Regions from separate parts of the Mus musculus genome. Here all the other regions are linked to region 5. A link is a loop called in an ENCODE intact Hi-C map of the cell type or tissue named here. Cell type or tissue: gastrocnemius. All regions are shown on one strand. Links, peaks and the distances in the headings refer to the core of each region. The heading gives the core; the rest is flanking DNA. Region 1 holds the start of Gm40577 (a long non-coding RNA gene). Region 2 holds the start of Cinp (cyclin-dependent kinase 2 interacting protein). Region 3 overlaps Tecpr2 (tectonin beta-propeller repeat containing 2). Region 4 holds the start of Zfp839 (zinc finger protein 839). Region 5 holds the start of 6030440G07Rik (RIKEN cDNA 6030440G07 gene).

The links. A loop is a pair of places that touch in the nucleus more often than their neighbours do. Peaks named below come from ENCODE experiments on the same cell type or tissue, not always from the same donor. Only the 100,000 strongest peaks of a DNase experiment are listed, where the experiment ranks them.
Region 1: it touches region 5 in a loop (4-fold over the local background); 4 of 42 quality-filtered maps call a loop at or near these places.
Region 2: it touches region 5 in a loop (5-fold over the local background); 3 of 42 quality-filtered maps call a loop at or near these places.
Region 3: a loop joins it to region 5, with 12 times the contacts of the local background. A loop is called at or near these places in 29 of 42 quality-filtered maps.
Region 4: it touches region 5 in a loop (3-fold over the local background); 7 of 42 quality-filtered maps call a loop at or near these places.

The regions. Positions count from the first base shown.
Region 1 is chr12:110,416,066-110,422,354 of GRCm38, forward strand. It overlaps Gm40577 (a long non-coding RNA gene), which reads right to left and starts at 1,999. Exons shown (of 3, transcript XR_873021.2): 1 at 1,941-1,999; 2 at 545-657. In gastrocnemius, for the core only: CTCF peaks have their summits at 2,856 (motif pointing right) and 3,056; a DNase peak (open chromatin) is centred at 2,834.
Region 2 is chr12:110,885,602-110,891,890 of GRCm38, forward strand. It overlaps Cinp (cyclin-dependent kinase 2 interacting protein), which reads right to left and starts at 3,544. Exons shown (of 5, transcript NM_026048.4): 1 at 3,465-3,544. The coding sequence starts at 3,471. It overlaps Tecpr2 (tectonin beta-propeller repeat containing 2), which reads left to right and starts at 3,663. Exons shown (of 20, transcript NM_001289510.1): 1 at 3,663-3,725. In gastrocnemius, for the core only: no CTCF peak of the experiment used is centred there; DNase peaks (open chromatin) are centred at 3,258 and 3,616; H3K4me3 peaks cover 2,146 bases; H3K27ac peaks cover 1,960 bases.
Region 3 is chr12:110,933,699-110,939,987 of GRCm38, forward strand. Tecpr2 (tectonin beta-propeller repeat containing 2) reads left to right here. Exons shown (of 20, transcript NM_001289510.1): 10 at 2,578-2,761; 11 at 4,493-4,666; 12 at 6,059-6,239. Among named protein-coding and RNA genes, the nearest start is that of Ankrd9, 42 kb to the right of the region's middle. In gastrocnemius, for the core only: CTCF peaks have their summits at 2,733 (motif pointing right) and 5,197 (motif pointing right); a DNase peak (open chromatin) is centred at 2,764; H3K27ac peaks cover 3,347 bases.
Region 4 is chr12:110,847,570-110,853,858 of GRCm38, forward strand. Zfp839 (zinc finger protein 839) reads left to right here and starts at 2,710. Exons shown (of 7, transcript NM_001199785.1): 1 at 2,710-2,994. The coding sequence starts at 2,749. In gastrocnemius, for the core only: no CTCF peak of the experiment used is centred there; DNase peaks (open chromatin) are centred at 2,709 and 3,058; H3K4me3 peaks cover 2,003 bases; H3K27ac peaks cover 2,202 bases.
Region 5 is chr12:110,989,698-110,995,986 of GRCm38, forward strand. It overlaps 6030440G07Rik (RIKEN cDNA 6030440G07 gene), which reads left to right and starts at 4,701. Exons shown (of 3, transcript NR_036598.1): 1 at 4,701-5,010. In gastrocnemius, for the core only: CTCF peaks have their summits at 2,041 (motif pointing right) and 2,735; DNase peaks (open chromatin) are centred at 2,092, 2,784, 3,222 and 5,175; H3K4me3 peaks cover 1,300 bases; H3K27ac peaks cover 1,826 bases.

The DNA of each region.
Region 1 (6,289 bases), core at 618-5,617, 570 kb before region 5:
CTGCCTCTGCCTCCCAAGTGCTGAGATTAAAGGCGTGCGCCACCACTGCCAGCTCTTGTCCTCATTTTCTTTTTAATTTTTATCTTTTCGTTTTTTCTTTTTAGTTTTTTGTTTTGTGTTTTGTTTTGTTTTGTTTTGTTTTGTTTTTGAGACAGGGTTTCTCTGTGTAGCCCTGGCTATCCCAGAACTCATTATGTAGACCAGGCTGGCCTCAAACACACACATGTCCACCTACCTCTGCCTTCTAAGTGCTGGGGTTGAAGATACCTGCCATCTCCACACCAGCACCACTGGGCTTTTTTCTTTTTCTTTTTACTTTTACTTTTATTAAGCTCTGCCACATGTGTGCAATGCCCATAGAGGCCAGAAGAGGGAGTCAGGCCCCTCTAGAACTAGAATTACAGGCGGCTGTGAGCCAAGGTGTGGGTGCCAAAAAGCCAACTTGGGTCCTCTGCAGGGGCAGCTAGAGCTCTTAACCGCTGAGCCAGCTCTCCAGCCCTCCTAATATTCTAATGAAGAAAATTTCAGAACCAAGTGCCTTCACCTGACAACTCTTCCACATATGGGGGAAATGTCGACACCAATGTTTCCCAACTCATCCAGGAAAGTAGAAAGAGAAGAAACGTTTTCCAGGTCTTAATACAATGCCAGCAGACCCTGGAGAAAGATTAACACATTAATGTTTTAATATCTGAAGCCATCGTTTCTACTAATAGAAACATAAAGATATTAAGATATATATATAATTTGGGGTGAAACAAAGTTTTAACGAAATATCCAGCAATAAATGCCAAGATGCAAAGAGTAACCAACCATCACAGGGGAATCCATGTAACCATTCGTCACAGGAGAGTCCACGTTCGCTACCTTCACGGGAGAATACACGCCCACCAGTCAAGTTTCCCCCCAAAATGCAGAAAGCACTCAGTGCTGTATGAAACACTGTAACTCGACTCTTGGGGTATGTTTTTTCTTTTTTTCTCCTTTCTGTGTGCATATGTATACACACTCATATGTAGATTTGTGTGTGCACGTGTGTAGAAGTACACACGCATACATGAATGCTCGCGGAGGTCAGCGGTCAACACTGGGTTCCTTCCTCAATCATCCGCCAACTTATTTTTTGAGACAGGGTCTCCCACCACACTTGGAGCTCACTAATTTGGCTAGGCTGGCTGGCCGGTGAGCCCTAGAGCATGCGCTGTCTCGCTCAGCTTGGCTGGCTGGTGAGCCCCTGAGCATGCGCTGTCTCGCTCAGCTTTCTTGTGGGTGCTGAGGATCTGAACTTGCACAACAAACACTTCACCAACTGAGCCATCTCCCCGGGCCTCAGTCAGCACTTGTCGTGATTAATTTAATGTACGGACGATACGCAGCCACAAAGTACCAGCTATTTGATCAAACGTCCATCTGTGTCTGAGGTCACTTCTGCATTTTGATAACAACGGAAGCCCGGCCCCAGCAATACACCCTGTTCTCCATGATGTCAATGGGCTTCATCTAAGGAGCTGAAGGCTTGGAACAAAGCCATCAAATCCAACTGTGAGAGGTCTCAGTCAGGAAAGCCACTTGCCGCAAAGGAGTTAGAACTGCTTATAGACTGACCAAAGTCCTTCCAACTTCCTAACAATTCCAATTCCTGACACCGCGATGACATGCCCGCCACACCCTACAACCCCAGACCACCATGAAAATACAGTCCACAAGCCAGAAAAAAAAAAAAAAAATCCCAGTCCATTCCCCGCCCCCTCCTTTTTTGTAGCTAAAATTCCTCCTCAGAGAAGGCATTAGCAAAGTCCACCTCTCCTCCTCCGAAGGTCGCAGGAACACGCCAAGGCATAGTTCTGCCAAAGTGAGTGGGAATCAATGCATTCCTTGGGCTTCTGTACAGAGGGTAAGGCGAGGGATTACAAACACTAGCCACACCTAAAAAGCCTCACCCAGCAAGGACGAGGGCCATCCCTGCAGCCACACAAACAGTCCCGGGGCTGGTCCTTCCCGCCTCTATGTACTTTAGCCCCTCCCCAAGGCCTCGAGCAGAATTGCCACGGGGTAGGGAACAGGTGGATACTTCAGGCAGAATCTAGAGCCCTACCCCACCCACTAGGAGGAGGGGCATAAATGGTCAACAAGCCCCGCCCGCGTAACCTTTTGCAGGGAAGAAAGGCTGAATGCTCAAGGTGACATTAGGCGTAGACATTTATTTCTGGCAAGTGCTACGTCCCTGACCCAGGGTCACACACACACACCTGTTGACTGTACTGTGTTTCCTGTTAAAATAGGAGGAGCCCAGTTCAGAGCCCCAGCACCGGGTTGCAGGCAGGGCAGGCAGCTGAGGTGAAGCAGAGACAGGAGATCCCAGGACCTTGCTGGCCAGCCATTCTAGCCAAAGGGCCAGTTGAAAGTTCAGTGAGAGACTGTTTCAAAAGGTAAGGTGGAGAAAGATAGAGGAAGACATCCAACATTGATCTCTGGTGTCCCCGTGGTCACAAGCCAGTGAACACACCCACATGCACACATCTGTGTGCACGCCTGACAATACACACACGTGCGCGCGCGCGCATCCATGATGCACACACAATGAAAAACCTAGCATGCAGCCCCAATCACTAACCAGAGAAAGGAAACTGAACGAGATTGTCCTCAAAGCTTTGTTCATCAGCCTAAAGGGTACCAGGGACAGAAGGCTGTTCCCAAGTGTCCTTGGCAGGGTGGGAGTAGAGTGGCCTATGCTGGCACGTTCTGTCCACCTTCCAGGAATAGGCTGCCTGCTGCCTGCAGAAAGGCCAGAGGCTGACATGCGGCAGAGGAAGAGGGATGCAGGCCTAATAATAACTTGAGAAAAACCACCCAGCTGAGAACTCCTAGATGCAATGATAAGCTTTGAACACCAGATGGCGCTCAAGGATCATAGTTGCCCTTTTTTTTTTTTTTTTTTTTTTTTTGAGACAGGGTTTCTCTGTGTAGCTCTGGCTGTCCTGGAACTCACTCTGTAGACCAGGCTGGCCTCGAACTCAGAAATCCACCTGCCTCTGCCTCCCAAGTGCTGGGATTAAAGGCGTGTGCCACCACGCCCGGCCATAGTTGCTTTTAATATCTTGGGCCACAGAAACCACTCATCACTGAGTACATAAGCTTGTTGGCTGTGATTAGCTCCATCCTTGCAACTACCCATGAGGTATTTGGTGTTTCTATTTTACAGATGAAAACTGAAGTTTGAGATCATGCAGTGACCCTTAGCAGAAGGCTCATCACCACGATGGTCACCCTGGGAACCCCAAGCCATTGTGTAAACATTCCAGAGGAAATCTTCCAAGGATGCTCTATCCACCTGTGAGCTGCTGAAAGTGTGTGCCCTAGGGTGAGCCCAAAAAGGGTCCAGCAGTGGGCGCGCGGGGGCAGGGGGGGTGACAGTGGCTGCAGCGCATGCCTTTAATCCCAGCACTTAGACAATCGCAGAAGGATCTCTGAGTTCGAAGCCAACCTGTTCTACAAAGTGAGTTCCAGCACAGCCAGGCCCACACAGAGAAATCCTGTCTCCAAAACAAAAACAAACAAACAACAAACAAAGGGTCTGGCAAATGTGCAGGCTTTTGGCCAGACAACTGAGGCTCTGAGCCAGATCTGAAGTTTCTACAGGACCACATACTGGGATGGGGCAGTATGACACCAGAAAGAGCCCTCCTGCCTGGCTACCAGTTTTAGCTGGGGTTTTACTGCTGTGAACAGACACCATGACCAAGGAAAGTCTTATAAAGGACAACATTTAATTGGAGCTGGCTTACAGGTTCAGAGGTTCAGTCCCTTATCATCAAGGCAGGAACATGGCAGCATCCAGGCAGGCATGGTACAGGCAGAGCTGAGAGTTCTACATCTCCATCTGAAAGCTGCTAGTGGAAAGCTGCTTCCAAGCAGCTAGGATGAGGATCTGAAAGCCCACACCCACAGTGACACACCTACCCCCAACAAAGCCACACCCACTCCAACAAGGCCACACCCTCCAATAACACCACTCCCTGGGCCGAACAAATACAAACCACTACACTATCTAAACCCCATTACACGTGGTCCTGCACATAGGCCTGGGGACTCTGTGCAGAATTCAGGGCCACATCCATCCCTCAGCTCTGCAAAGCCCAACACTCATGGTGCTCCTTCCTGGTAGATACTTTGGGGACAGGGGGACAAATGGAGGAGAAGGTTGGAAAGAAGGGGTGTCACAGACAGACTGCAACAGGGCACAGGGCTGTTTGGGGGACCTGTGAGAAGGTTCCAAGAAGCTGGCATGACGAGAGGGAGGCTTGCTGAGTAGGACAAGGGTGTGTCACAAGAGGCCACCACGCGAGCTTCGGAACAGAGGGTTACCCTGCAGCTACAGAACCCTGTGCTCCAGAGAGCTCAGAGCTCCCGAGGTGTAGGGTAGAGCCCACGTGTAGTTATATAGCTACACCAGGAACCTGGAGGTATACTGCTTGAGAGAATGCCAGGAAGTCAATCCTTATAGCTGTGCTGGGAGACCAATATCAGTCTGCTCTGGAGAGGAGACTGGGCTTGAAAGTTCAGCTCACACGCCACTGCACACAGCCAGTCTCCCTCCCGGGACCAGATCTTTGCACACTTATACTTAGGCCCCATCCTTTGGCAAACCTTCTCCTCCACCTAGAAGGATCACGGCTGATTTCACCCAGTTATTTACCTACTTGTTTTTTGGGTTTTTTTAAAGATGTATTTATTACTATAAACAGGTACACTGGAGCTCTCTTCAGACGCACCAGAAGAGGGCATCAGATCTCATTATGGGTGGTTGCTAGCCACCATGTGGTTGCTGGGATTTGAACTCAGGACCTTTGGAAGAGCAGTCAGTGCTCTTACCTGCTGAGCCATCTCAACAGCCCTACTTACCTTCTTGTAAAAGTAACTTTTATCCCCCTGTACAATTGTCATCTCTGAGGCTCACCACCTCAGTCTGCTAACTGAGACCTGGTCACGAAAGCGTCTAGTCACCGTATAATCTAATCCAGGCCTAGAATGTTTTCAGCCTCTGAGACTTGCTGGAATACACTCACCCCTTCCGAGTTCTTTCTGAACTCTGGCTGGCTGATTCAGCTCTCAGCTGTTCAGGCTCAAACTCCTCTGCACTCTGATTCAATCTGGCTTCTCTCTCAGTTTCTGACTGAATTGTTCTGCTTCGCCTCAAACTAGCTCTGGCAATCCACTCTCATCTTCTGTCTCCTCATTCTCCGGCTCATTATGTCTTCACCTGTATGTAGCCTGTCCTCTGTCTACAACCTGTCTCTGTACAACTATCCCAGAAAACTGCCTCCTCCTCCTTTCTCTCCCTCTCCCTCTCCCTCTCCCCCTCCCCTTCCCTCTCCCTCTCCCCCTCCCCCTTCCCCTTCCCCTGCCACTCCCCTCGCCTCTCTCTCTCTCTCTCTCTCTCTCTCTCTCTCTCTCTCTCTCTCTCTCTCTCTCTGCAATGCTCCCTTAAGTAGCTTCCCTTTCCTCTCTTCTCGTGAGAGTTTGGCATATCCTATTCTGTCAAGTCTCTCTGATTCATCACTGTGTCTGCCACTCAATTAGACATCACATTCAAACATGAGTGCTTCCTTCTACAAACTAACGTTACCTTCATTGTTTGGTGTGTACTAAGGGCATATCTGTATTCTGGCCAGAGGGACTAAAGGGGTGTGTGTGTGTGTGTGTGTGTGTGTGTGTGTGTGTGTGTGTGTGTGTGTGTACACTCATGGGCTGAGCCACACCACAACTAGAAACAGGTTTTTCAGTAGTTAGCACAATCTCAGGATCCACAGTGTGATCAAATATCCTGCAACACCTTCAATATTAGCACTTGAGAACCTGGGATGCCTACCCAAATTACTTGAAGCTATGGCCTCTACTTGGGGTGCCATGCCCGAGCAGCTGAGTGGGAGGGCTCCCCTGCCTCTGTCGTGGAATTCGGATTCCATATTTCCACCATGAGGGCTGTCCCTGAGCCCTATAGAGGGAGGGAGCATAAAACACACACACACACAGACACATGTATGTGAGTCATAACAGCAACACCAGCGCTCGAAGGAGTGCGTTCTCAGCTCAATGTCCGAGGCTCCAAAATCCTGTGTTGAAATCTTTTTTTTTCTTTTCTGCATGTGTGGATGTGATGTACACTGCATATCTGTATGCATTTTTTCGTGTGTGTGAGCACACGTGTGGGGATGCACGTGCAGGTGTGTGCAAAGGCTAACACTACCTGTTTTCCTTGATCACTTCGCACACCAAACACTGAGGCAAG
Region 2 (6,289 bases), core at 708-5,707, 100 kb before region 5:
CCCTCCAGAAGAGGGAGTCAGATCTCATTACAGATGGTTGTGAGCCACCATGTGGTTGCTGGGATTTGAACTTCGGACCTTCGGAAGAGCAGTCGGGTGCTCTTACCCACTGAGCCATCTCACCAGCCCTTCATTCATTCTTTATTCAAACAACTAACAAATCCTGGTTGGCTACTTTCAACAGGTCAGGCATGGGGGAGGAAGTGAATGAATGAGAGCCAGGACCTTTTCCCACGGCACTTACTCCAAAAGAGTCAAATAATATACAAGTAAATTGTCTTAACCAGTCCAGACCATAGTACTATGTAAAAAAGGGAACAGAAAGCCAGGAGTCTTGGCAAAGGCTTTAATCCCAGACTAAGGCAAGAAGATTGCTCTAGGTCAGCCAACCACTGAGTTCTGGGTTTCAGTTAGAACTGCCTTTAAAAAAAAAAAAAAGAGGCTAATGTGGGCTCCGTAGTAGGATTAACATAAATAAAAAACAAAATGGGGTTTTGTGTCAGCATGAACCTCTGAGCTGAGGTATAAATAAGCCAGGGAAAGAGGGTCAGCATGGGTCTTATGTGAGTGACCATGAACTTGGTGACTACAAGAAACAGGACAAACCCAGCATGAAGAGGCTCAGAGACACAGCAAACCAGGGCTCACATGGCTAGAGCCATAGGCCACACAGGCCACTTCAAGCACAGCAAAGAGCAGGCAGTGACCTGGAGCAGCTCGGGGTCTCGTCTCATGGTCCACCCTCACTACCAAATGGGTAAACACTTGGTCACCTGTGATAGAGAGTGGAAGGGGTCCCTGGGGATGAGAGCGTCTGAGTGCAGATGGCACAGAGAAGGGGGGTGGGGTCAGAAGAGGGCCCCGAGCAAAACGCCATAAAGAAACCTACTTTGTAAGCTAATTAAAATAAATACATGATGTAAATATGTTCTACCCTCCTATAGGAAGGAGGAGGCAGTGATGAGGACATTGGACACTAGAGGATAATAACAGAATTCTTTTCACTTTTCATTTCAATCTTAATTGTTAAACATCCCCTCACTTGAAAGAAAGAAAGCCAGGCAGCCAGCCTTTAAGGAAAGAAAATTCTTTGGGTTTTTAGTGGAGGATTCCATATGTTAAATTCCATATGGTAAAAGTGTCAACGCAGCAACACATGAAAGGCTTGCACACACAGGTACAATGTCCACCTTTAAGACATGAAATATAACTTTTAATTGTATCTTCACATCTAAATGATCAGATTATTTATTTAGTTAGTTAGTTCTTCGAAATAGGGTTTCTCTATGTAGCCCTGGCTGTTCTGGAACTCACTCTGTAGACCAGGCTGGCCTCGAACTCAGAAATCCACCTGCCTCTGCCCCCCTATTTTTTTTGTTGTTAGGGTTTTATTGCTGTAAAGAGATGCCAAGGACCATAGCAACCCTTATAAAGGACAACATTTAATTGGGGCTGGCTTACAGTTCACAGGTATAATCGATTATCCTAATGGTGGGAAGCATGGCAGGCAGACCTGGTGCTGGAGAAGTTAGCTGAGAGTTCTACAATTAGTTCAGCAGGCAGCAGAAAGAGACATTGGGTCTGGCTTGACTATCTGAAACCTTAAAGCCCACCCACTGTGACATGTCCTCCAACAAACTCACACCCATTAGTGCTACTCCCTAAGAGCTTCCGGGGCAGATTTCATTTTTAAAGATCTGTTTTTATGTGTGTGAATGTGTGGGAGTGGCTGCTGAGGCCAGAAGGGTGACTGGTGGCCTGGAGCTGGAGTTACAGGTGTTTGAGAGCTGCCCAGTGTCATGTGGAGATCTAAATTCCAATGCTCTAGAACCGAGCCAAAAAATCTTCAGCTTCCAGTTTTATTTTTCTGTAATTTAACAAAACCTTCTTTAGGAGACTATACTATTTTGAGACTCTCTTCTTCTGACTTCCAAATTTAAACGCAACCAGAATTTATAGCTAAAATTCTACTTGTATATAATTGCTAACTTATCTGTAAGTTGCAATAAATATATTTGCAATAGTTAAATGCAAAAAGGGAAGTCATTGTCCTGGTTACTTTTGTGGTTAACTTGGTCAACCTGGGAAGAGAGAACCACAGTGTAACAACTGTTCGTGAGGATGTCTGCATGGTGAATGATGTACAAGGGCCTAACTCTCTGTGGTGCCGCAGCCCTTGGGCAATTGGTCCTGGGCTGTGTAAGAAACGATCTGAGGGGCTGGAGATGGCTCTGCGGACCTAGCACCCAAAAGAGGCTTACAATCAGCTGAGATTCCTATTCCAGAAGATACCATGTCCTCTTCTGGCCCCTGTGGATACAGCTGACACATGGTACGTTTACATAAATGTAGGTATTATACACGGAGAAGAAAATCCTAGGAAAAAGCAAGCCAGTAAGCAGCTATTCTTCATGGCTCCTGCCTCTGGTTCTGCTTGGGTTCCTACCGAGTTCCTTCATAGATGGATTGGGACCTGGAAGGGTAAGACAAATAAACCCTTTCCTTCCCAAGATGCTTTTTGGTGACGGTATTTTACCATGGCAACAGGAAGCAAGTTGAACAGTTATTTCCATCAAGAAGTCTTCCTGGACTCTCCCCCCCCAACCCCCGCCGCCGCCGCCCCCACTTCCACCCCTGGTTGCATTACGAGTCACTGCAGTAGACATATTATCTCCTATTCGTTGGCTGTCATCACATCCCCTAGTGAGTCAATTTCTTCTATTTCTTAATTCTATTTTCTCCGCAGGACTGAGTTCAACCACAGTAGGAGTTATGTCTTGTTCCCTCCCATAACTTGCACACACAGCTGATTGAGAATCAAACGGGCTCCATGGAGGAACTGCTCTCACCTCCTGCATTACATTCGTCCTTCTTCGGTAGGGGTCCCTAAGGGTGAGGATCACGGCTGACTAAGTTTGCCGGACCCACTTAGGAACCAAAAGCACAGCTCTGACTTCTAGACACTCAGAGACAAATGGGGAGATGTCAGTAATGTGAGTCGCAGGGCAGCTGGTAGAGAGAGAGGCACAGCAGTTTAGCTGCTTACCTCTTGTAAGCTACCAAAGCAAAACGGGACTCAGCAAGCCATACGCTAACGCACTGACCCATGCGACACGAACCGACAGAGACAGCCTTTATTACACACTGCAAGCTCCACGGCCCGTCTTACTGAATGCCGGAGTTTAGGGAAGGGTTCTCCGAGGGGCTGGCACGTCAGGCTTGGCTCCAATGTGCTCAGGGATGCTCTGAGCGTCACACCACTGACACTTCACGCACATCACCGCACTCAGACGACACTCACACCGTAATGAACAAGGCTCCCGGCAGCCCACGAGGTCCAGGCGCGCCCTGCATGTCACGTCGCGCGCGGACTCATGACCTCCCCCACCCACCCTCCCACCCCTCATGACCACGTCCACGACCTGCAGCCCCCACAACTAGGGAAACACAGCACTGTCACGCACCTTCCATGCGGCGGCCCACAGGTAGATTCCTGAGAAGACCCAAAAACCCGCCTGCGAACTGAGGAAGTGACGTCACTTCCGTCCTTGGGCCCGCCCACACTTGTGGCTCTGCCGCTCTAGCCCTCCGCGGAGTCACTGCTACTCTCTGAGGCCTAACCCGTTGCCTAGGCAACAGGCTCCCAGCAGCCCCTGCGGCCCGGAGTCCATCCCGCCTCCTCCGGGTTGGCGGGGCTGAGGTGTCCTGAGGGGCTGCCGCGGGAGGTGAGTTCGGGAGCGCGCGGGCGGGTGCCGGACGCCTCCGACGTCCCCGACGCCGCCCCTCGCCTTTCCTCCCCCTGGCAGAGCCGCCTTCCCCTGTCTCAGCCCCTCAGCGTCTCCACAGCCGCGTCGCCGTCCCCCTGGCAGCCGCCGCACGCGGCGCATCTGTCAGCCGGAGTCTGTGCAGAGCACCGGGCGTCGCAGCGTTCGCACACCGCCCCGGGCCGCCCTGGCGTCCCGGCTCCCCTCGCTCCTCCCCTCCTGCCCCACCCTGCATCCCTCTCGCGGCCGGCTCCAGGCTCCTCAGCCTGGAGATTGACATTGCGTTCTGTTCTGTCCCCCCGATCCTCAGCTGGATCCCTTACATTGCCGCTGGCTTGGCCGCCCAGTAGGAGTTGAGTAAGGGTTGGTTAAATGGATACCGAATGCCTCCCGGTGTGGCCCCCGAGGCGGAATGGACAGTGAATGGGGTGACCCTGGGTCAGACTCGGGGTCAGGTCATTGCGCTTCCCCTTCCTACCCGTTTACTGGAGCAAGTGTCAACTTCCTAGCTTCAGTTTCGTCATCCGTAAAATGATAAGTTTTTATCTTGGGATAGTGGAGGATTAAATGGGTCAGTGCATGCATGCACAGCCGACCGTCCAGGGTCTGACTGAATATGATCAAGGTTAGTCTCTGCTGTCACCCACACGGCTCTGTGGGCTTCGCTGCTTTTTCCTCTAGTCCCTTAAGTCTCTGGTTTCCCATTTCTTTCCATCTCCGTCTTTACTTTTCTTTCCTACCCTTTGTGCTTCCTTTCTTTCTCACCGATATTCAGGTATTTTTCTGTTCCATTTGTTGGCAGCATGTGAGGTGTATCGTTTTGTCGTTGACTGGAATGATCATTTGCAGCCAAGGTTTTGAAAACTTTTGGAGCAGGGAGTTGTGGGAAATCAGGTCCTAGGTATGAAGTTGCTCTAGTCTCTTATCGCCAGAGAGTCCTTGTCTTCGAAGCTGTTACACTTTTTGTACCTACTCGCACCCAGCTGTAATGCTGATATACCTGTGATCATTTTGTTTGTTTTTGCAACCTGACTTACAGCCCGTGTTTGTTCATTCATTGAGTGTTTACTAGACTTCCCTCATGCCAGTTGCTGGGCCAGGCCCTAGGGGTGTATGCTTACACTTCACACCTAGTCACTCCCTCAGGAAGGTTGGAGTCTAGCTCTTGAGATTTCAAACCTGAGAATCCCGTCTGGTTTGGGAATCATGGATGGGTAAAATGAAATAAAGTCCTTCAGGGGTTCACTCCCCCCCCCCACCCCGTAACTTTTAAAAATCGTGTTTTATGTGAATGGATGTCTTGCCTCCATGTGTTTTTGTGTACCCACGTGTGTGAAGTGCCTACTGAGGTCAGAAGAGGGTATCAGATGCCCTGGAAGTTAGCTGCCATGTGGGTGCTGGGAATTGAACTCTGGTCCTCTGGAAGGGATACCCTGTGTTACAGGCTGAGCTACCTCTCCGAGAGCCCTAAGCAGTTGTTTTGATGTAGCCACATTGTCTTTTTCAATGGAAGACTGGTTCTTATTGGGTTGGTTTTCAGTTTTTCTTAGGGAAGTTATCTTTTGGGGTTGAAGAGCTCGGAGTCCATTCATAGTAGCCTCTAATTTAAACAAAATAGCTGCTGGCACTTAGTGGAGAGGAGGAAGAAAGCAGACGACAACAATGATCTTGAATTTAGAAAGGTGAAGAACAAATTAGGAGATGGTTATATTAATAAGAATGGACGTTAGGGACAGGGAGTGTGGTAGAATCAGAAGAAGAAATTAGGTGGTGGTTTGTTTTATTTAGGGTTGTTGTTGTTTTCCAAGACAGGGTTTCTCTGTATAGGTGTGGCTGTCCTGGAACTCAGGCCAACTTTGAATTCAAAGATCCTGCCTGCCTCTGGCTGGAACTAAAAGCGTGTGCCAGCCCATCTGGTTTGGTGGTGTTTTCTCTGGATTATTGAGACAGAAGCAGCTTCAGAATGTATGTTTCCCATGAATGTAGCCTTCGGATCTGGTCACGAGATTTCCAGTGAATCTTTGCTGTGGTCTTGGGGCAATGTGGCATAGAATTTTGTTTGTTTTCTTTTGGGGGACAGGATCTCACTATAAAGACCAGACTGTCTACAGCTTGGAGAGATGCTCCTGCCTCAGCCTCCTGAGTGCTTGAATTGTAGGTGTGCACCACCATATGTGGCTCAGCACAGGGGGTTTGAGAGAGATTAACCCAACAAGTATGTGTTGAGTGTTGATTGTACTGTAGCCTATTGGATGTTTCTATTCTTTGTTGTAGTTTGTCTGTTAGACGTGGGGGTTGGCAGAATCTTGCTGTGTAGACTTTGATTGGTGTGTAAACTGTCAGTGTAAGCCAAGCTGGCCTTGAGTTTATAGTGTTCATCCTCTCTTTACTTCCGTGTCCTAGGGTTACAAGCTCATTTAGGGGACCAGCATGGTGCCTTATCAGGTAAGGGCACTTGCCTTGCAAACCTCATGACTTGAGTTCTTAGTAACCCAGAACTGCACCTAATGCTGTGACTTACTGAC
Region 3 (6,289 bases), core at 797-5,796, 56 kb before region 5:
AGAGCATGCATGGCAGACTCAACCATTTTCCTTCTTATGGAAATTGTAGTACAGCACAATCGCAGCTTTGAAGTCTGGGTTTGGGGGAATTTCCAATTCAGACACTCTGAATCATTTGAACTATATTACTTCTGATCCGGCTCAGTTAACCTCCTACCAACAAAAGTGTAATCTTTCAAGGCCACAGCAGTATGGGCCCTTAAGGTAGCCTGAGGTCATTGGAACACCACTGTGCAGAGGACTGTTTGCTCTGAGCACGTATGTGATGTATAGTTCCTGCCTTCCCCATAGTCCATTCACTCGTAGGTACATCAGTGTGAACTGGGGACCTCTCTAGAAATGCTGCTTCTGCAGTGTCCTCATAGAGCCCAGGACACACTGCAGAGGGAAGCCCCAGTCTGCTGTGGGGCCTCTTGACCAGTGCAATTTATTGTTCTTGGGAGTTTTATATTTAAAATTACTTTTAAAAACAGGGTTTCTAACTCATTCTGTGCACCACACTGACCTTGAATTCAGAATTCCACCTGCCTCTGCCTTCTGAGTGCTGGCATCAAAGTCTCGTGCCACTACGCCCAGCCCTAAAAATGATGTTTAAGTACTGATTTTCTTTGGCATAGCAAATATGTTTGGCTTCAGAGCTAGCCGTGTACCAGCACATTCCCTAGGAGCTGATGTGAGGCCCACTCCTGCATCATCAGAGCTGAGAGCACGACGCTTACCAGCTTGCACCATGTGCAGCTCCGGGCTGAGCACTTCACACACTTAAATCACTTCTGTAAAAACAAACTAGGGGGGCTGGAGAGATGGCTCAGCAGGTGAGAGCACTTAGGTCAGAGCACTGACTAGTCTTCCAGGGGTCCTTCCTGAGGTCAATTCCCAGCAACCACATGGTGCTCACAGCCATCTGTGATGGGATCCGATGCCCTCTTCTGGGGTGTCTGAGGACAGTGGCAGTGTACTCATAAGTAAATCAATCTGTAAAAAAAAAAAAACCCAAAAAACAAAAAAAAAACAAACAAAATAGGACCCAGGTTTAGTTGCCCCGTTGTATGGAGGAGGAAGTTGAGCCTCAGAATGGTAAAGTAGTGCATGCACCGGATCACGCTACAAGTGAAGTCAGGGTAGCCCAGGACTTCCCCGTCTCTGTGTTCTATCTTAGAAGTGAATGTACAGAACTTGGCGGCTTGTTCTGCATCCTGTGTTCATCTTTTCAGTGCACTGCTTCCTAAGTGCTCTTAACTGACAGTGTATGTGTCCATGCTGGGAGCTCACTGCAAGTGGCAGCTAGCTGTCACTATGGGAAGAGCTATGGGAAACCACAGCAGTGTGGTCACCTGATATAGAGTGTTAGTTGGCAGATCACATCTGTTGGTATATCTTAGAACTTTAGCTTAAGAAAGCCCTCGCCCATGGAAAAGGATCCTGGAGCTCTGAAGTTATCTACCAAGCTTTGCTGTACCTGGTCTTGCTCCAAATAGCAGAAAAGCTGAGAAATGTTGGGTTGTTTGTTTGTTTTATAGGACAAGGGCTAAGTGAAAAGTTTGCTATGGTGAACAAAGCCAGGTGGAGAAAAGGTAGAAACCATTCTCTTTCATAACACTAGCTTCCATATCAGGTATTTGTACAAGTGTGTCTAAAGTAAACCTTTTTTAGCTTTGACTTTTAAACAAATCCTAGCACCATGGGACCAGCATGACAGGTCAGTGGGTTAGGGCTGACACCAAGCTTGAGGACCTGAGTGCCGTCTCTAGGATCCATATGGTGGAAGGACAGAACCAGCTCTCACAAGTCTTCTGCCTGCCACACATGTGCTATGTATAAGGCACACTCGTGTGTGTGTGTGCATACACATGGTTACATTAGACAAGTAATACAAATGAAAAGAATAGCAACAAAGCTTTAGTGTGCAGAATTGAGACAGAATCTCATCCACACTTCCCCAGCTGTTCCCATACAGCAGGCCAGGAGTCCAGAGGTTAGCACAGGGCTTGAAAGACTGTAGTGTAGATAGTTGTGATGCTGTTCCCATAGGGTATCTGTCATAAGTTAAGTGTACAGAAAGATGATTTACATACATGTGTTGATGACCTTGTATAAAGTAAGGTCTCTTGATGTGATGTCATGTAGTCCTAAGCATTCATGGCCTGTATTCTGTGCAGGGCATGTGCACCAGGATAGCTATAAACATAGCCCAATTGTCAAATCATGAACTTACTTTAAATGTTATGCTTTCTGTTGCAGACTTTTTTGTGGGAGGGGTTGTATGGTTCTTGAGTGTGGACTTGCAAGGTGACAATGTCTTGTTTTGACGAGTGGTTGGTTACACCTTCGAGCATTACTTAGGAAGGGTATTATGCTGTGTGAAAGTGTTATCCAAGGATGCTATGGGATCTTCCACAAGGACCAGAACTCCTATTCCAGAATGTTTCTGGGACTGGATCCAAGGAGAGCGGGGTTAGGCAAGGCTTCTCAAGGATCCTTTGACGTCAGTATCCTGCCTACTTGCCTTGTTGGTAACAGTGTGATGAAGGCAGCCGTGTCCCCTGCACAGAACTCACTGGCCTCTGTCCTTGTTAGTTTGCAGAGAGCTGGATGGGCTACTCGGCTCCTGGCTATGGCATCCTCAGCTTGGCGGTCTCGGAAAAGTTTCTCTGGTGCCTGGACTACAAAGGTGGCCTGTTCTGCAGTCCCCTGCCTGGTGCAGGGCTGCGCTGGCAGAGGTTTGAAGATGCTGTCCAGCAGATGGCAGTCTCTCCCTCAGGTTTGCCTCCCAGCTCCTACTTCCCAACCCCCAACACAGCTCCCAGCTCCTAGGGCAGCTCTCCTTTGGCAACAGCAGTGTCAACAGATTGACCTTCCTGCCAGCTTAGCTGGGTACTGTTAAAGATCATGAATGCTTCCTTTGACACTGGTTAGGGTGATGGGTGTTCGGCATACTTGCTTGATTTTTTTGGTTTTTTATTTTATTAATTACAGAAATAACACAAGGAACATATTTTTGTAAGCTATACAAATAATTTGAGTTTTGAGGTTTTTTTTTTATTTTCTCCCCATGTTGGAACATTAAATCCTCATAAAAATAACATATTTCGGTTTGTCAGTGTTGCTCTAAAACAACTGAAGTAGTGAGGCCAGGCCAGGCCTGTAGGTGTGTGCTGGATGTTCCCTGACTGCAGTCGCAAAGGCCTCACACTTTTGTGCATTGTTTCGCATTTTAGTGAACCCAGGAGACTTATTTTGAATACAGTCTGTTAGGCTGAGATAACTCCCTCATCTATGGAGACTCGTGTACTTGTGGTTTTCTTTATTTCTGTTTGTTTTGGTTTTAGACATGGCTGTATAGCACAAGCTGACCTTGAATTCACTGTGGAGTTCTGGCTGGCCTCAGACTGGGTCCTCCTGCCTCAGCCTCCCAAGAGCTGGGCTTATAGGCATAACCCCACTATACTTCATTCGCATTTTCCTAATGCTAGATATGTGCTTATCTCTTTTGAAGCAGTGGGCATCGTGGAGGAGAAACAAAAGAAAGGGCATTCTTGTTAAAGTATTAGTTTATTAGTTGTTTGCTCACTTTCTTTCAGTTTGCTTGACACTTATTTTCCCCTGGAGACTGGGTGAGATAATAGCCCACTCCATTAGCTGGTGTTGTATAATTGTATATCTTCATTTTTTTCCTGTTTCTGTCACATACTTTTAAGCCCATCCTTCTAGCCATTTAGAAGTGTTGATTCTCTGCTGATTGTATTAATTACTTTTTATTTTTCCAACTATTCCTTGGCTGCTGTGGTTGGAGCTGTCTGTCTGTCTGTCTCTGTGAGATCATCTTTCTCAGCTGAGACCCACACATCTTTGGATGCCTCGGGCCCTGTGGTGTTGCAGGGCAGGGCTAGGGGAGAAGCTTGTACATGACTTCTCGGAGGCCTCCGGTAGCTCAGTGCATTCATTCTTTGGTATCCTCTCCTGGCCTAATGCCTTAGCCTCCACTCACAGTGCCTCTGGCCTGCTGCCCACCTTCCTCATTTCCTTTATCCATTCCTCAGAATTTTAAATGAAAACATGACTCACATACACATAAGTGATCCAAAAAAGGCCCTTCCCAAGGTCCCCAAAGTTAGTTTTGGGCACTAATTGTGCCTTATGTGTCAGTAGGCACGTACCTAATGAAATGTCAGCTCTCTCTCCCGACATGAGTGAGTGACTGCCTTGTGCCCACCCTGTGCTATGTGGTGCATCCCCTCTTACATCTAGCCTTTAGATCAGTTCTAAAAGGTGGAAATGACCCACCTTTCAGTTGAGAAAAGTGAGACTTAGATACATTCATATGTTGACAACATAGAGCTGGTGGGTTTAAACTCTGGCATGGTGGGCTCTTCCTGAGGTGGAAGCAACAAGATGTATTATAGAAAGCTGCCCCTCTCAGGGCTGAGAATGGAGTGTTTGTGTAGGGGAATCTCATGTTTGTTGAACAGTGAGTAGAGTTTTTTTCTCCTAGGGGCTCTTCTCTGGAAGATTGAACAGAAATCTAACCGTGCTTTTGCTTGTGGCAAAGTCACCATCAAGGGGAAGCGGCACTGGTACGAGGCTCTGCCCCAGGCTGTGTTTGTGGCCCTGAGTGATGACACAGCCTGGATCATCAGGACCAACGGAGATCTGTACCTTCAGACAGGTAGTCGAAGGCCATGTACATTGTCCTTGTCACTTGCTGAATCTGCAGCTAGACACATTCTGAGAGCAGTCACAGGATGCAGAGACCGAAAACCAAGTTAAGTGAGAACATTTCTAGAAGCACTGTTTCCCATGGAAGAGCAGTTGCCCCTGACACAGACTGGTCTGGGCAGGGATGAATAGGTGACTGAGTGCAGGGTAGGATGCCTCATGGGGCAGAGCCGGCCGTTCCTGCCGCTGCCCATACCCTGTGCATACCCTGGAGTATCCAGGCTGAAGAGGAAAGCAGGAGCAGTCATGACTTGACAGACATCTCCCTCTTTTCTCAGCTAGGTCACAGCCCAGCACCTGGACACATACTTACATGTGGATTGGGGGAAACAACAAGAAGTAACTTGCTGTAAATAGCAATTGACTTGTCCTAGGAAACTGCCCTTAGGGAAACCTTTAGCTGCTAGACCTGGCACAGTGGGACTCGTTTATTAAAAATACACTGTAATGAGTCAGTGTCTGTGTGCTGTCAGCAGGGGGAACTGTGTGCTGTCAGGGGGAAATGGCCTTGGGAGCAGGGGGCTCTGTCTGTGCTGTCAAGGGGCCATATGGATTTACATGAATATTGATCTAGTCATTTAATACTGATTCTGAGAACATGGCTTCATCTTTGGAGTGAGCTATCAGCCGGGAATGGTTCTCCACCTGGCTCTGTCTCAGTGTGGAGGTCATCACCTGGTCATCAGCACTGCCAACTTCATGGACATGTGTGGGGCTCTAGCCTTCAGCTTAGTTAATTCTCGTGTATTTCAGTGGAAGTTGGATGCTCTGATACACACATGCATATCTAGCTTCTAGGACATTTGACTTTGGTCATGGTAGGAAAGGGGGGATACTACACGTAAGGAAGGAGCAGGTGACCTCCAACCATGCTGTCAGAGCAGTGTCCACATCATCCTTACTCTTCCTGTCCTACTGAATTGGAATCAGTGGTTGGCACCGATTTGCAGAAGTCCTGTGGGCAAGTCCTCATAGTTGCAAACTCTGCTGGTACTCCTGTGATTATACTACTAGGACGTACTTGCTGGCCAAAGCAATAGAACATGGATTTACATATTATCTGTCCAGCCTGCTCCCTCAGTAGTTGCCTTTGATGTCATTTAGAAACATGACACACATTACTGACAGGCCACAAAGAGGTGAGGGGAGCTCCCTGGAGCTGTGACTCTGCATAAGCCTTGCAGTATGATAAGTCTGGGGTTTTACCTGAGCAGTTGTACATGAAAAGGTATCTATTATGAAAGACCACAGATAGCAAAAGTACCAAAAAAAGAAAACCACAGATCAAAAGAGTGTGACAAGCTTCAACTGAGTCTGCGGGGCTCTTCCTCTCTCACTACAGGTCTCAGTGTGGATCGGCCCTGCGCCCGAGCCGTGAAGGTGGACTGTCCATACCCACTGTCCCAGATCGCAGCCCGGAACAGTGTGGTGTGGGCACTGACAGAGCAGAGGGCCCTCCTGTACCGGGAGGGTGTGAGCAGCTTCTGTCCTGAGGGGGAGCAGTGGAAGTGTGACATTGTCAGGTATGGGCCCAGCACTGTGACCTTTATTCCTGAGCCTCTCCTGGCAAAAC
Region 4 (6,289 bases), core at 760-5,759, 140 kb before region 5:
GTGTCTAAAGACGGCTACATATACTTACATATAATAAAAAAAAATCTTTTTAAAAAATTATTTTGAGCCAGGCAGTTGTGGTCCCACATCTTTAATCTCAGCTCTCAGAATGCAGAGTCAGGCAGATCACTGAGTTTGGGGCCAGCCTCATCTACAGAGCAAGTTCCAGGACAGCCAGGGCTACACAGAGAAACCCTGTCACAAAAACAAAATGTAATAAAACAGGACAAAAATTAATTAATTAAAATTATCTTGAATTTAGTCGTGGTGGTGACTGTCTTTAACCCCGGCACTGGAGGCAGAAGGACCTCCAGGCTGGAATCAGAGGTGCACCGCTGCACCACGCCTGGCCAGTATTATTCAGCATTCATTTTCTAATCCGGTCTTCTGGTAACCCATCTTTTGTCTGTTAATTTGAAATGTACACATCCTCCAATTCAAATGATAAGGTTTTTTTCTCTCCAGCACAGTCAAGAGGTTGTTAAAACAGAGTCGATATTCTGGAAAATGGGGGTAATTCTCAATTTACGGTTGGAGGGAAGAGAAAAGGAAGAAAATAGTGAAGAAGTAAGTGGGTACGGTGACAGACACCTGTAACACCAGCACTCGGGAGGCTGAGGCTGGCAGATGTGAGCTCCAGGCCATACATGGAGCCTGTTGTTGTTCCACTGAGACAAAGACCCGTGGACAACCTTAGTGAGATGCCAGGGGAGTAACTCAGGACACTGCAGGGTGGAAACTGGCTTCAGTAATGATAAAGATGATAATCAGACCTGGGGTCAGTTCCCATCGCACGCACGCAGGCAAGCACCCACCGTGGCTTATAACCACCGCAGATGATCTGATGTTCTTGCTCACAAGTGCACACATAATACACACATAGTATATACTCAGGCACATACATACATAGTTTAAAATAAAAAGAGAATCCTTTGGTGAAATGCAATAATCAGAGCCTTCCCTGGCAGCAGGCTGTCCCCAGTCCCTCTCCTATGCGTCTCCCTCATCTCACACTGACTCGTGATTGATAGGACCCTCATCCACCCAACAGGGGCTTAATGAGGATGTGTTGACCAGTGGTCCTACTGTGCTACTCAGCGAAGAGCTGACACACAGAACCACTACAGTACAGAGAGAAGTTAGGCTGAGGCTGGGGAGCCGGATGGACAGACTGAAATGTGAGAAGGGTGGACACATGGGTGGATGGATGCATCTGCCCATCTATTTACCCACCCATCCATCTGTCTGTCCATCCATCCATCCATCCATCCATCCATCAATGCATGCATCCATCCATGCATCCCTGAGTGTATACTTTGGCTCAGAGCTTGTGTTGGGCACCCAATGGGTAATATGTCATTCCTGCCCTCGAGATGTTCACTCTAGATGCCAGGTAGCTGTGGGATGGGTCACCCCAGAAACACTTGAGGAGGCTTCAGATGGAGCACTAATGTCAAATATGCAAACATTTTGGGGCTGGAGAGATGGGTCAGTGGTTCCAAGCACTGGCTGCTCTTACAGAAGTCCAGGGTTCCATTCCCAGCAACCACATGGTGGCTCACAGCAATCCCTCTGTTCCAGGGGACTGCCAGTAACACGAGTTGTGTACATAGACCCAGGCAAAACACCCATACACATAAGACAAAACAAAAAATGAAATTAAATGCAAACTTTATAATCCTATTGTGAGGCAGGGTAAAACTGAGCGGACACACGGAAGGGAAAAGTGCTCATTACCCTGGAGTCGCGCTGAAGCCTCATGCCAGCAGGGTGTCAAGCAAGGACTCATGCATAATTGACAATTACTGAGAAGGTTGCCAACATAAAGAGAATATTCCATCTATATAGAAATGCTTAAGATAATAATGTTAAAAACTGGGCATGATGGCACACACCTTCATTTCCAGCACTCAGGGTCAGCCTGGTCTACAGAGGGAGTTCTAGGACACTCTGTGCAGGGTTACACGGAGAAACGTGTCTTGAACTCCACCCTCCCCCAAATAATAATGTTAAGACAACAATAAATTATGTATATATTACCTATTTCTTTTCTCAGGTATAAACTTGCAATTTTCTAGGAACCTCACGAGACTACACTTTATATATGTGAGGATTATAAATTATAATGTGACCTGTAGTTTTATCTGACCAGACTGCAGTCTGTGAAAGGATCCTCTAGAGTCACCCTGAGCAGCCCTCTAAACTCATTTACTGCAGAGGGGAAAAGGTTTCCTCCAGCAACCCTTGTAACCCTTTGTAACTTGAAAGCCACCAACATGTATGTCTGACTGACTGCTCAGACGTTTAAACTGACTCCCTCTCGAGAAGCCCCCTTGTAAATCTTAACTTGGTTGAACCTTTGTCCTAGAATTCATAAAGCCATGGTTCGAGCCCCTGGCACCGCATAAAACCAGAAGTAGTGAGTGGTGCGTGACTGTAACGCCAAGTTTCTCGAGCGGGGTTAGGAAGACTTTTCAATTTGAGGATTAGAGATCAGTGTAAGCCCGGGACTCGGGAACTCCGAAGACCTCCACTGAGGATCCGATCCGGGACATCAGCATGGAGCGAGTGACACTTGGGGATCGAAACATTAACAGAGCGGCGGCGGCAGCAATTTAGTACAAGCCCCGGAGCCATGGAGATGTTTTGGCCTGCCGGGCACGCGTAGGTTCCGCCCTCTACCGGGTGACGCACTTCCGCCCCGCCCCTACAGACGACACGGGTTCGAGTCCCCCCCCATAGGCCGCCATGGCAGGCGCGGAACCGGAGTCCGGGAATGTCGGCGACAGTGGCTCGACTCTTCCCGGCCGGAGCCACGGCGCCGTGCGCTTGGCTCCGCTGGACCCCGAGCAGCTGCGGCGGGTTCTGGAGCAGGTGACTCGGGCGCAGCCACCGCCCAGCACGCTGCCGGCCGCGGCGCGGCGGCTCCGGGACGGGGCCCAACAGGCCCAGCGGGGGCCGGGCGCCGAGGCCCCGCGCCTGCTGACACCGCAGGTGAGGCGCCGCGCGGGGTGGAGGGGCCGGAGCTGGCCGCTGCGGACCGCGTTCGGAGCCTGGGTCGTGTGCGCCCAGCTCTGCGCGCCCGGCCCACCTCGGGGCGTCCTGCTTCCTCCTCTGCGCTCACAGCCCTGCTCCAAGCCCCTCGGCGCCTGGCCCGCCCTACAGCAACTTGTCCTTCCTTCAGCATCTATGGGGCGCTAGAAGTATGCCAGGTTCTACACTGAGGCCAAGTGTATTCTCAACGGCCAGCGGGTAGCATAAGTCACGTCTTGGGGGTGGGGGGTGACAAGGGAGAACTTTCTCCTGATCGGTTCTGGAGCTGGAACCCAGAGCTGAGTGAATTTAGAGGAAAGCGGTGGCGGCACGCGCAGCCACTGACCCAGAACTGAGCCTGAGTGGAGAGAACTTTGCTGGAGACTTTGGCAAACTTCAGTGTCCAATACAGTAGCAAAGAAGCACAGGAAGGCGCCGCACTGCAGAACTCCCTCCCTCCCGGCGGGTTTACCCCCTAGCTCACACAGATTTGGGCTGTTTTGAGAGTAGCCATTAAAATCTGGCTTCTCCTGGGAGGGTCCAGGTAGCTCCTGAAACTGAAGGTACTCTATGTCGGTCGTAAGAAGACCTGCTGGCTTTTGCAAATGACAACACACACCTCACCTCAGGGGAGAGACCAGGAGAGAGAGCTGCCTCCACCAAAAATAGGGCAGAGAATAGAATTCTGTGGTCTCCAGTGGTTTTGAGGTAGATATTGGCTATTCAAGGCGTGCTGTCTTCCTGACAGCACTTGCTAGAAGAGTGACCCTTGGTGACTGACCCTCGTTGGGCATTGGCTTCTCTGCCTGCAGGAAGGATGGCTCACTATCTAAGGTTCCTCACTGGTAGACTGCTGCCCTAGGGAGCAAGTCTGAGACAGACGTGACACACCATTGGTGCGGCCTCCGTGAAGCTCCTGCTCGGAGCGTCTGCACGCTATCATACATTGTCAGAGAGGCACGGCTGTCAGCGGCCACATGACATGTTTTGCTTTTTGGTTTGTCTCCTTTCTGAGATTAGGTCTTGTTTCCCAGGGTGGCTGCAGACCTGACACATGGCTGAGCATGACTTTAAATCGCTAATCCTTCCTTCCCCTCCTCTAGAGGTGTGTGCGGTGCTGGGGCTGAACTGTGTGGTTCCTCTGTGGTTTAACACTCTTATCAACCGAACTACATCGCTGCCACCCCAGGGAAACCACACAAGAGAGGTTCAGTGTCTCGGCTTGCTGTACTCTAAGGCTGTGTCCTCCTTACCTTGCTAAATATGGCCACAATTTTGAATTTGATATGACAGCTTTGGAAAGAGGCAGTGATATAATTTCCACCAAAGGAGAGCAAACTTAATCAAAGTTAGCTTGATAGATTTGCTGGTGGTAGCTGGTGTGATGGGGATGGTGAAAACCAGATTCAAATAATGAAAGAATGGACCCCTTTGTGGCCTGGTGTGCAGGATAATCTTCCAGCTTAAACTGTGCCCTGATAACCCAGAGGCCAAGCAGATAAGGATTCTGCCCCCAAGGAGTCTGAGGACTAGGAGGAAGTGACACAAGACCCAGATGATAGCTGGTCAAGGACAAAAAGCTAGAGATGTAACTAACTGAATACATTCAGAAAAAGGAAACGGTCTCTGGGAGCACACAGCTAATGCTGAAAAGCTAGTGTCTGAGCTAGATTTGCCAGGCTGGGTGCCAGCTGGAAATGCAGGAGAGGAGAGGCAGCATTCCGGGGTACACTTGGGGTTCATTGATACAACCAGGATAGCAAGCTCTGGCTCACTGTGGGGACAGCAGACCAAAAGTACAAGCCAGTGACCACCTTCTGGGGTAATGTGGGTCTCTGGTCCCATCTTCACTGTTCCTGACCTATAGACACACTTCAATTCCACCAACAGCTGTGCGCGGTCCTAGCCTTCCAAGAAGCCTCGTTTCCCTTAGACAGAAGTGCCTTGTAATGCCTGACCAATTCATTGTGACCTTCAAGGCACCTGAGAGACAGTCGTCTTCTGGAACGTTCTCGAAGGCCTCTGTTGTGTCACTGTGGCAGTGTTACCTGCCTGACCTGTCTCTGGGGACTACTGTCTCCTTTCAGAATTGTCAGTGAAACATTTGAAAAGACAGGTCTGAGGCGATTGTCCCAGGAGAGGCAATCCTACAGACCTGCAGGGAGTGAGCTGATGCTTATAAATGGGTGCCAGAGGGACTTAAGAACTTCTGCTGAGCTGGACAGTGGTGGCACACGACTTTAATCCCAGCACTTGGGAAGCTGAGGCAGGCAGGTTTCTGAGTTGGAGGCCAGCCTGGTCTACAGAGTGAGTTCCAAGACAGCCAGGGCTACACAGAGAAACCCTGTCTGGAAAAACAAACAAACCAAAGACAAAAAAAAAAAATTGCTGAATCAAATAAACACAAAACAAAGTATCAAGTGTTGTATAACACATTATATGCCCACATAACATAATAAGCCAGTCAGGATCAATAATCAGACCAGTTTTCCTAAAACAAGGGCTGTGTGTGTGTGTGTGTTCATTCATATAATATCTGGCATATCCCAAGATCTTAGATATTCTGGATGGCTTTTAGTAAAGTCCAACAAACAATGGTTCTTGAGGATGTGCACAGTTACTAACTGTCATTGAGTCACACGTAGCCCAGGAATTAGGGGCTTACAGGACACCTAATCCCCACATTTCTTCTTCCTTAATTTCAAAGAGAGGCTGCTGTTTGTAATAGTGTACCCACCCGGCATGCAGACAAGGGGTGTGTTCCAGCTCGACTTTAGTGACAGTTCTTTCCTGTGTGACTCTGTCACTGACCTCTCACTGGTAGATTGGCTCTACAGAGGGTTTGCTGGTGGTCTCAAATGAGTGGAGCTACATTCCCTGGAGAGACACAGACTTTGTCACAATTGGGGATGCTACTGGCATCTGGTGGGTTAAGCCAGTATTCTCTAGTGCACAGGATTGCTGTCCTTTCTACCCCCAACACACACACACACACACACACACCCTAGGTGATCACCAGTCCAGCATATTAATTTGTCTGGAGGGCACAAGCCCGTGCCTGATAGTATCTGTCTGTCTGTCTGTCTGTCTCTCAATGCTGGTCATCTCTGTTCTGTAAGTACAGGGCCTCTTCTCTCCTGCTGTCCCCAACTTCTTTCCAGACAGCTCATTCCTGACACACGTGGCTGTCTCTCATAGGTGGTGCTTAGTAAATATTCGTGGATGCTATTGAAGGCAGCCCTCTTCTTTGGTGGGT
Region 5 (6,289 bases), core at 521-5,520:
AAACAAACCATCTTGAAGAAACAAAACCAGAAAGGCTCAAGAAGCAAATAACTCAGGTTGTCCTGAAACACCAGGGTCACAAAACCTCCCTCTCCCTGGTGATACTATACAGCAGTAAGGACTGCCAAGGAGGAGAGACTCCCAGGCCTGTGGAGCTGCCTGCGTCTTGTTCAGAGAGCTACAGGATTCCAGCTCTCGTGAGTTGTCACTGGCGTTGGGGTGGGCCTTGGTGATACAGCTGCCTCTGGGTCCCTCACGCTCCTGTAAGTGACCCAATAAACTCACTGGCTCACCAAGTGGGACTTGGGTGGTATCATTGCCTTGGTCTGTCATTGATTCCCTCTCTGGTGTGAGTAGATATGTGTTCACATCTCCCGAGGCATGGTATTACACAAGCACACTGTAAGCTTCTCTCCCTCCTGGGAAGGAAAGACTTTCCCTAGGTTCTGAATAACCCCACTCGGGTCTGGACTTTGCCAAAGCTGTGGTTCCTCCCATCATAAATGTCCATCTTGAGACACAGGTAGGTGGAGATGGTGGGCGAGGCTCTTCCATCTCTGGCCAGGGGAGGTGGGTTGTCAGGCAAAACTTCTGAGTAAACACCATTGGTTTCCTCCGAAACGGGTCCTTGGGCCTGTACTGAGGGCTCTAGCTGTGTGTGCATGGATGGATTCCTAGAGAATGAGGAACCAATGGTATCAATGTATGAATGTCCTGAGCCCTGACTACACCCTTCCAGGGCCAACCCACAACCTCCAGCAGCCTGAAAATGCTAAGGGTTGGCTGCTCCTGTCAACTGACTTGTGGGTCAGCAACTGAATGTGTGCAGCAGCATTCCAAAGGCTGGTGTGGTGGCGTGTGTCTTTAATCCCAGCGCTTTGGAGACAGCGCCAGGCAGATCTCTGTGAGTTCGAGGCCGTCCTGATCTACATAAGGAGTTCTAGGCCAGCTAAGATTATATAGATAGACCTTGTCTTGGACTTGAGGGAGAGAAAGTAAGAGGGGAAAAAAAATGGGAGAAAGCCAGGTGGCACACCCAGGCTCTGCTCTTCTGAGCCCGTGTCCCCACGTTTCTTCAGTGAGCTTGTTTGATTGATTTGTTGTTTGGTTTTGAGAAGTTCTCACATTATAGCCCATGCTGGCCTTAACTGCATGATCTGATCCTCCTGCTTCAGTCTGTCTGAATGCTGGGAGGACAGACACTTATATAACACTACTCACTTCATTGGCTCAGTGTCCGTTCAATGGGCGACTCCCAGGAAGTGTGCCGGCTGGCCTTCGAAGGTTTGGGAACGCAGTGGGTTCTGCCTGCTGCTTAGACTGAGCCCCTCAGAGACCCTGTTCTCTGCCTCTCCCGCATGCAGATGGTGATGGTGTTCAGACTACTCCACCTTCAGTCCTATCAATCTGTTGAGTGCCCTCTTGTAATAATACATGTAATATACACTTAGATATAAATACAATTAGGTATAATATATTAAATATAACATGTTCTACTGGTCCTGTTCTTCTAGAGACCCCCTAATATGCCTGCCACAACCAAAGTCAGATGTGACCCCCCTTTTTCTCCAAGTCGTCCCCACCCCACTTTTCAAACCAAAACCTCCACCTCAGCTCCCTAGAACCTTAGCCTTCGGGCTTCAGGTCCTTTGCAGGTGCAATTCCCTCTGCCTGGTGTTCTCTTCTCCAGATGTGAGCATGGCTTCACCTCTGGAGTGACTTGGCAAAAGGATTACAATACACTTCCCATCCCCCGCCCCGCCCCGCCCCGCCCCGGCGCACCACCACCCTCTAATCCCAAGCACCCTGCCTAGGAGGTCAGCCCAGAGGGTGGGGCCTGCCTGTCCAGTCATGAGGATTGAAATTGTCCCATAAATATGGATGACTAAGTGGTTGAGAGTTAATCGTGGAGGTGGGTGGCGCTGACGCTGAGGTGCTAGGAGCAGGTGGAGAGGGAACAGGAAATGGGTAAGGGGGTATGAGAGCAGGGCTGGAAGCCGGATGTGGTGATGCCTCCCTCTTAGGCTGTGTCAGAATGGCCGACAGAGGGCGCAGCCTGGCATCTGGGAACAGAAACAGCAGTGGCCCAGCCCGGACCTACCAGGCTCCTACCAGGAGAGACTAACCAGTGAGCTCCCGTTGTCCTGGGGGCCAGGAAGTTGGTAGGATCAGGAAGGCTGGGAGCAGAAAGCCAGTTCACCCCTTGACCTTCCCAGCACCTGGCCCTGGATTCCTGTGGGGCTCTGTGACTTTGACAGCATTGCTGGCTTAAGAGCTCAGCTTCCCTCAGGAGCCAGTCCCACCCCTCTGGGCTGTGAACGGCAGCCGGGGCTCAGAGCCGGCTTTGCTCGTATAGCCTCCGCGTCTTTAGTGCGACCTATCTTATTTACATAGTGCCATTCCAGCGGCCAGTTCGAAGAGTGATGGGAGCAGGCAGTGAAGTAAAGCAGGATAAACTGAGCCGGGGCGGGGTCAGGTCTAGCCCAGGTCATACAATTCAGACTAGTCCTAATGATACAGCGACCCCTGCTTGTCAGGCTGGAGTGGGGAGTAGCATTGCTTTGCAGTCGCCCAAAACCCAAGCGGCCCGCATCCTTCCGTCTTCGCTTTCTCGCGTGATCCAAGAAGACGTGAGGCAAGGGCGCAGGGCAGGGAGTGGAGTCCAGTAGGTCAATCCGACCCGCGGGGCCAAGGAGAGCGTGCAGGGGGCCGCATTGTCCCGGAGCTCTGGCTGGGACAAGAGGGCGAGGCATGGTATCCATGTCTGTGCAGCGGAGCAGCGGCCAGCACTGCCCCCTAGCGGTAGAGGGAGGAACCACGGAGTCTCTAGGATGTGTCTCCCGGTAGGGTGCCAGGACCTGGCAGCCGGGGCTCCAGGACTCCTCTGGGTCTGCGAGTTCGGGACCCACCATTGACACTGCTCCCAACTCCTCCAGCCATGTACCCCCCCCCCAAGGCTCCTTCCTACGGAAATTTGCCGCCTGCACTCGAACCAGCCCCTGTCCTGGCCACCTCAGCCACCGAGGCCCCTCAACATCCTGCTAGACGCTGGCTTTCCTTTCCTCCATGACCCTTTCCTCTCATAGCATGGTGCATCCTGCCAATCCCTTTAGGTTCCCACAGGGTCCCAGGCTTTGAGTTGTGTGACACCCACGTTTACAAGGCTTCAAGGTGACAGCTGTGTCGACATGGCGACACGCCATTTCACCCTACCGACCTAGAAACACACTGGCCTGTGTCTGCACAGTGCCCTCTGCCTGAGGCAAAGGTGGCCCAAGTCCAGCAGCCCTCTGCACCTCTCGCTCCAGTCAGAGCCGGCCATGTTCTCCATCTGGAATGCTGTCCTCCCAGCCTAGCTTGCTCACCAAGCACGGTAACTATGCCTCCAGGGATCTTCCCTGGGCCCCTCGGGCTCCGGCCTGTCCTTCCCCAGGTGCACGTTTATGAGGCTCCTGGGCGCCTGCAGGGCTGAGGGCTGAACACAGGAAGATGAACTGAACACAGAACAACCTAAGAAGAGGGCTTCCTAGCACCCGGGGGGCAGCAAGGAACCCCAATGACACAGCAATGCAGTACAGAAGGTGTTCACCTCTGGCTAGAGGAAATGACAAGGTTCTTGGGAAAGCTACCTCCCAGAGGCTGCAGAGCAGGAAGAAACAGTCTGGGAGGGGCTCCCCGGCTGGAAAAGGGATTTGGGCAAACTGTCATCCTTTCTGGACTTTAATCCCAGCACCGGGGAGGCAGACAGGCCTGGTTTACATAGAGAGTTCTAGGCCAGCCAGAGATACACAGTAACACCATGTCTCAAAAACAAACAAATGGGCTGAACTCCACCAGGTCTGGTGGCTCCCACCTGTAATCCCCATACTCAGGAAGCTGAAGCAGGGGAGTTTCTGTGAGTTCAAGTGCAACCTGGCTACACAGTGAAACCCTATCTCACAAAACAAAAACAGAGCTGGAGAGATGGCTCACCGGTTAAGAGCACTGACTGCTCTTCCAGAGTGTGTCACTGTGGGTGTGGGGTTTAAGACTGCCTGGAAGCCAGTATTCTGCTAGCAGCCTTCAGATGAAGATGTAGAACTCTCAGCTTCTCCTGCACCATGCCTGCCTGGATGCTGCTATGGTCCCGCTATGATGAAAATGGACTGATCCTCTGAACCTGTAAAGCCCCAATAAAATGTTGTCCTTATAAGAGTTGCCTTGGCCAGGCAGTGGTGGCGCATGCCTTTTATCCCAGCACTTGGGAGGCAGAGGCAGGCAAATTTCTGAGTTCAAGGCCAGCCTGGTCTACAAACAAAGTGAGTTCCAGGACAGCCAGGGCTATACAGAGAAACCCTGTGTTGAAAAACAAAACAAAATAAAAAAAAAAACCAAAACAAAACAAAAAAAGAGTTGCCTTGGTCATGGTGTCTGTTCACAGCAGTAAAACCCTAACTAAAGACACAGAGGTCCTGAGTTCAATTCCCAGCAACCACATGGTGGCTCACAATCATCTATAATGGGATCCGATGCCCTCTTCTGGTGTGTTTGAAGACAGCTACAGTGTAGTCACATACATAAAATATAGTACTGGTTTGGGAGGGAAAGGAGTACGGTGGGAGAAAGGTTTGCATATTAAGTGACCCCGAGAGGCAGGAGACTCCCTGGGTGTTCTGTCACTGCTGGATAAGAACCAGTCCTGCAGGGTGGCTTAGAAGCCCAGTCTCTGTAACCTCTCACGGCTCCCGGATGGTCCTGCAGTCCTGCTTCCTGCGCTTACACAGCTGCAATCATCTGGAGGCTCAATAGGTGAAAAGTCCCGAGAGGCTTCATCGGCTGATTCTGGATAATGACAGGGCTCAGCTGGCTGCTTCCTAGTCTGCTGGGGCTCTTGCCCTAAGTAGGGCCTTTGGCTCCCCTCTGCAAGGCTTCTTACCACACTAGCCTGGGCTCCCTTACAGCATGGCAGTCTGGTTGCATCAATCACATCTGTGGGTGAAGGATGAAGCATGAAGAAGACAGCTGTGTTAGGTAAGGGTCTCTCAGAAATGGCTGTGGTGATTTTCAGGCTGAGCTGGAGGAGCTGTGCAAAGGTGAATCAAGGCAGAGAGTGGAAGCCGCTACTGCCAACAGTCTCAACTGAGACGACCTGACAGGAGTGTGAGAAGGGGGCGGAGCCGTGAGAGAGGGGCAAGAGCCTTGCAAGAAGGGGCGGGGCCATGCGAGAAGGGGGCGGGGCAGGCAAGTGGGTCGGTGGGCAGTGCCCGGTATGCATGCGGGTGTGTGGGTCTTGTGGCCTGAACATTAAAGATGAACTTTTGCCAGGTGCAACACGTAATACAACATTGTATGTGGTGGGTGTGCCAGCTAGGTGCCAAGACGACATGTCCTTAGACGATAGGCAGAGACAAACATTCTGCCCTCCTGGACTGCCACATGACTATGGAAATGAAGGAAAACATCACTAAGTTGGGCTGGTTTCAGAGACCTTTACTTCTAGCACACTTGGGAGACAGAAACAAGTTCATCTCTGTGAGTTCAAGGCCAGCTTGGTCTGCAGAGAGAGTTCCAGGCCTCCGGGGCTACACAGTGAGATCCTGTCCCAAAAAAAAAAAAAAAAAAAAAAAAAAAAAGTGTGTGTGGTGGGGATGGACTGTCGTTCTTGCAGAGGACCCGCTTCAATTCCTAGAACCTAATGATGGCTTGCAACTATCTGTAAACTATCTATAGCTCAGTTCCAGGGAACCTAACACCCTTTGTTTGGCTTCTGTGGGCATCAGGCATGCACAATACATGCATGAAAGCTTATAACACACATAAAATAAAATAAATATGTACAAAAAGAAATTTTTAAAAAAAAGAAAAATTTCTGAAAATAAAAATAAATCTTCAAAAAAAAAAAAAAATACATCCTTACGAGCCAAGCTCAGGGGACGAGCCTGTAATCCAGTGCCCACATCAAGCAGCTTCCAACTGCTTTAACTCCAGCCTCGGGATTCCTACGCCTCTGGTCTCAGAGGCACTGCTCAGGGACACAGACACAGGCATGCACATACTTTACAATAAATTCATTAAAAGGATGCAAAATGAGAGAAAGACTTCCTAAGTATGAGGAAGAAAAGACCAGACAAGGCAGAACTGCTAGGGCGCAGGGAGAAGATGAAATGGAGATGGCGGAGCCAATCAAGAATGACGGTGAACAGCCAGTCATGGTGTGGGCAGAGTAGCCCAGAAATAAGGAAGCTGAGGCTGGAGGATTACCTTGGGTTGGAAGCCAGATTAGACCCCTAAGGGAGACTCTATCACAATA